Regions from separate parts of the Homo sapiens genome. Here region 2 is linked to region 1. The links are chromatin loops, found by intact Hi-C in ENCODE. Cell type or tissue: HCT116. All regions are shown on one strand.

Region 1 (2,500 bases):
TTGCAGTGAGCCACTTCACTCCAGCCTGGGTGAAAGAGTGAAACTCTGTCAAAAAGAAAGGAAAGAGGAGGGGAAGGGAGAAGGAGGAAGGAAGAGAGAAAGAAAAAAAGAGCCAGAGCTTGAGCTAAGCCTTCAGATGGGCTGTGGCAGGAAGGAAGGAAGGAGGGAGAAAGAAAAAAAGAGCCAGAGCTTGGGCTAAGCCTTCAGATGGGCTGTGGCTGGAAGGAAGGAAGGAAGGAAAGGAGAAAGAAAAAAAGAGACGGGAGGGAGGGAGGGAGGAAGGAAGGAAGGAAGGAAGGAAGGAAGGAAGGAAGGAAGAAAGAAAGAGAAAAAAAGAGCCAGAGCTTGCGTTAAGCCTTCAGATGGGCTGTGGCTCAGCTGAGACCCGGTCAATGCTGGAGGCAGCCCTGAACCTTCCCGGTTTCAGCCCCCAAACCCTTGGGGCCTGTGTGTGGTCCCAGGGCCCCGGATACGCGAGCCTGGATGTGTGGCGCCGAGTTGTTTACAGAAAACTCTCCGTGAGGGAACGAGGCCTATTTTCAATGATAAATGCCCCAAATCACAAGTAGTTCAACCCCCAAGTCTGAATTCTCCCAAACTGGAGAAATCGGCTTATTTCCAATAACAAGCTCCAGGCTCAGGGGAGGCCAGCCCAGCCGCGCAGGTGAAGCTGCAATTAGTGCAGGGCAATTAGGGACGCTCCCCGTTCGGGTGGGGCCTGGCCCACGGCGGCGCTTCGGGAGGGAAAGGCAGAGAGGGTGTGCGCCAGCCCCAGCCGCCCACGAACCGCTGGGAGCAGACCCCTCTCTCTGGCCTGGAGGGGACACGGTGCCACTGACTTGAGCCTGGAACCAAAGGGCGGGGTACCCATGCACCCCTGTGCTGAGAGATTCGCTGAGAGCCGCGCAGAGGGCCCCAGAGTCCAAACAGGACACCCAGGATTGAGGCGAGGTTAGGAAACGCACAGTACCTGAGGTCCTCACTTTCAGGGCTCCCTGAGTGATGAAAGGGGGGCTGGGAGAAGGCAGAGGCTGCCCGGGAGAGAAGAGCAGCTTTGGGGGGTTCTGGGTCCCCGCACCCCACCCCGCACTAACCAACTCCCCCAGCCCCAGATAGAAGGGGAGCTGGGCAGGTTCTGGGGGGTCAGCCCCAGGCAGGACCGCTCCCCAACACCCTTCCCTTGGTTACCCTCAGGTATGGAGTCCAGAGTGGAGTCAGCCATGCTCAGACCTTGACCCCCTTTTTTTAAATTTAATTTTTAGTAGAGATAGGGGGTCTCACTATGTTGCCCAGGCTAGCCTCAAACTCCCAATCTCAAGCGATCCTCCCCCCTTGGCTTCCAAAGTGCTGAGATTACGGATCTGAGCCTCCACGCCTGCCCTGAGCCTCGCCCTGCGGCTGCCTGGGCTCCTCCCCGCCTCCGCCCCGGACCACCAGGGGGCGCTGTGAAGCCTGAGACTGGCCGGGCTTCACCTTGGACCCGCCAGGAGTCCCTGCAGGAGTTGGGAGCCCCGCCAGCCACAGCTACTTCCCCGACCCTCCCGGCTTCCCACCGCTGATTGGACCAGGCATGGGCATCTGACTGAGGGGAGCCTATCCATAGGCTGGCCAGTGATCTATCAGGGCTGGCCTAGTGAGAACACGGCCAATCAGATGCTTTCCTGGAACCCGGGGCCAAAGCTGCCCCAGGGGAGTGTGGTAGCCGCAGGCAGAAGGGCTAGCCCGGAGACAGGAGGGGGAGGTCCGAGGAGGGGATCCCGGCGAGGGAGACGCGGGGCGAGTGGCCTGGGCTCCTCCTTGGCTTGACCCAGCTTAGACTTTCTCAAACCGAAGTCATTCTCGCTGGCTCCTGGCGACTCTCATCCTGTCCGCTGTCACCCTTTCGTGATTGACCTGAAATCACTTCGTCACTGCAGCCGCACCCTAAGCATTCATCTCATATCTGTGATGTTTGCTGTGCTCCTTATGTTTGCTCTAATATGGGTTAAACCAAATTCAACACCATCAAAATAATGTTCTTCCATTTGCACACCCACTTTCACAGTAGCAGCGTTCCCAACAGCCAAAAGGTGGGAGCAGCCCACGGGTCCACGGACGGGTGAAGGGGTGAGCAAACAGTCTATACGGACAGTGGAGAGCTCTTTAACCGCAGAAAGAAGGAAATTCTGCATATGCTGCAACATGGATGAAAGGTGAACCCTGACATTATGCGGAGTGCAATAAGCTAGTCACAAAAAGACAAATACTGTAGGATTCCACTTACATTCTGTGTCCAGAGTAGTCAAATTCAGAGAGACAGGAAGTAGAATAGTGGTTGCCAGGGGCTGGGAGGAGCCGTGAATGGGGAGGTATTGTTTAATGGGTATGGAGTTTCGGCTTAGATTGAACTGTACGCTTTTTTTTTCCTTCCTTCCTTCCTTCCTTCCTTCCTTCCTTCCTTCCTTCCTTCCTTCCTCCCTCCCTGCCTCCTTTCTTCTTTCCTTCCTTCTTTCTTTTCCTT
Region 2 (2,500 bases), 130 kb after region 1:
GGCTCTGTCGCCCAGGCCGGAGTGCAGTGGTGCGATCTCCACTCACTGCAAGCTCTGCCTCCCGGGTTCACGCCATTCTCCTGCCTCAGCCTCCCGAGTAGCTGGGACTACAGGTGCCTGCCACCACGCCTGGCTAATTTTTTGTATTTTTAGTAGAGACAGGGTTTCACCGTGTTAGCCAGGATGGTTTCGAACTCCTGACCTCAGGTGATCTGCCCGCCTCAGCCTCCCAAAGTGTCGGGATTACAGGTCTGAGCCATTGCGCCCGGCCAGGTATTTTTTTATAGCAGTGTGAGAACAGACTAATACAATAGCCATCATGTAAAATACAGTTTCCATTTTGAGCCAGGCACTTGGGTAAAAATGAAGAGTAGGTAAAAGACAAGATGTAGTTCTAATTTGAGCTTGTCATTTAGTATTTGAGTAATGCCGCATAATGGCTGTGGGTTTCCGATGACACACACCTTTTCATGATGTGGGTGGCCTAGGGAGTAGTGTGTTTGTTGGAACCACAGTTCTCTGCAGAGGGAATATGATTAAGTCTGATCTTTGTAATTTAGAATTAATGAGGCCAGGCGCACTAGCTGACACCTGTAATACCAGCACTTTGAGAGGCGAAGATGGGGAGGATCACTTGAGCCTGAGTTTGAGACCAGCCTGGGCAAGATAGTGAGAACCTGTCTCTACAAGAAAATAAAGAAAAAAATTTTTAAAAAAAGAAAAAAAATATAGAATTGGTATCTTGGCCACACCTCTTTCCCTGTGGTTGAGTTTTTTTTTTTTTTTTTTTTCCTGTTCTTTTCCTTTTTTTTTGAGACAAGATCTCTTCGTCACCTAGGCTGGAGTGCAGTGACATGATCAAGGCTTGCTGCAGTGTCAGTCTCCTGGGCTTAAAGGATCCTCCTGTCTCAGTCTCCCAAGTAGCTGGGACTGGAGGTAGGTGACACTAGCCTGGCTCACTTTAAAAACATTTTTTGTAGAGATAAGGTCTTGCCATGTTGCCCAGGGTGGTCTCAAACTCCTGGCCTCAAGCCATCCTCCCTCCTCAGCCTCCCAAAGTGCTGGGGTCTCTGGCATTCACCACCGCGGACAACCTTTTTTTTTTTTTTTTTTTTTTTTTAAGCTAAATTTTGTTGAATATTTGGATAGGCAATACAGGCATATGGTACAAAATTAAAAGATGCAAAAGGGTTATGCACAAGAGAAGTACATTTCTTAGGCATTCCTGGCCTTCCATTTTCCCTTCCTGGAGGCAGTTTTCTGATTTATTTTCTACAAGGATTCTGTTTAAATACTGGAGAATATCTGACCTGTTGTACTTTACTTTAGAATGGCAGGAAGCTGAATGACTCATGGGCATTTTTCCCTTTGTGAAGCTCATTGACATTCCTTCCTCTCAATACCTTAACTATGGCATGTTTTATAATTTGCTTTTGTTTTTGCTTTATCACAGTATTTTCCTATGTTTTTTATAGTCTTAATTTTTAAGCACTGCTTTAGGTATCTATTAATAGTTCAGAAAGTTGCGAAGATTACAAGCTCATATTTGTGAAAGTGTCTGGCACATAATAGGTGATCAATAAATATTTCCTTCTAGCTTGTCTGTCCCCTATCTCCCACTGGTTGTATGTATGAAACAAAAAAATGAAGGAGAAGGCTGAGCATAGTGGCTCATACCTGTAATCCTAGCACTTTGGGAGGCTGAGGCGAGCGAATTGCCTGAGGTCAGGAGTTAAAGACCAGCCTGGCCAACATGGTGAAACCCCGTCTCTACTAAAAATACAAAAATTAGCCGGGTGTGGTCACAGGCGTCTGTAATCCCAGCTACTCAGGAGGCTGAGGCAAGAGAATTCCTTGAACCTGGGAGGTGGAGGTTGCGGTCAGTCGAGATCGCGCCACTGCACTCCAGCCTGGGCAACAGAGTGAGACTTTTTGTCACACACACACACACACACACACACACACACACACACGTGAAATAAACCTATGAACCAACTAATGCAGTGGATTCCAAAATTAAGATTAAGCTTGTGTAAGTTGTAATGTTTCTTGATGTACCCATTTATTTGAGTGGAAACAGATTCTTTTCATTCTTTGAAATCACTTTGCTGAGATTTTTTTATTTTTTTTATTTTTTTTTTGGAGACAGAGTCTCGCTGTGTCGCCCAGACTGGAGTGCAGTGGTGTGATCTAGGCTCACTGCAACCTCCACCTCCCGGGTTCAAGCGATTCTCCTGCCTCAGCCTCCTGAGTAGCTAGGATTATAGGCATGTGCCACCACACTCAGCTAATTTTTGTATTTCAGTAGAGGTAGGGTTTCACCATGTAGGCCAGGCTGGTCTCAAACTCCTGACCTCAAGCGATCCGCCTGCTCAGCCTCCCTGAGTATTGGGATTATAGGTGTGAGCCACGGTGTCCCGCCAAGCTGAGACATTTTTAAGAAAATGTTTCTGTTTTTTTGTTTATTTGTTTGTTTTGAGATGGAGTCTCACTCTGTCAC

What was found. Peaks named below come from ENCODE experiments on the same cell type or tissue, not always from the same donor. Only the 100,000 strongest peaks of a DNase experiment are listed, where the experiment ranks them.
Region 2: it touches region 1 in a loop (2.5-fold over the local background); 2 of 110 quality-filtered maps call a loop at or near these places.

What each region holds. Positions count from the first base shown.
Region 1 is chr14:102,523,217-102,525,716 of GRCh38, forward strand. It overlaps LOC105370680 (a long non-coding RNA gene), which reads left to right. Exons shown (of 4, transcript XR_944239.2): 2 at 2,045-2,192. Among named protein-coding and RNA genes, the nearest start is that of ANKRD9, 15 kb to the left of the region's middle. RefSeq lists a silencer at 1,327-1,626. In HCT116, a CTCF peak has its summit at 1,440 (motif pointing right); DNase peaks (open chromatin) are centred at 1,575 and 2,265; H3K4me3 peaks cover 1,352 bases; H3K27ac peaks cover 1,594 bases.
Region 2 is chr14:102,654,016-102,656,515 of GRCh38, forward strand. All of the region lies in intron 2 of RCOR1 (REST corepressor 1), which reads left to right. Among named protein-coding and RNA genes, the nearest start is that of RCOR1, 63 kb to the left of the region's middle. In HCT116, no CTCF peak of the experiment used is centred here; no DNase peak of the experiment used is centred here; H3K4me3 peaks cover 879 bases; H3K27ac peaks cover 1,205 bases.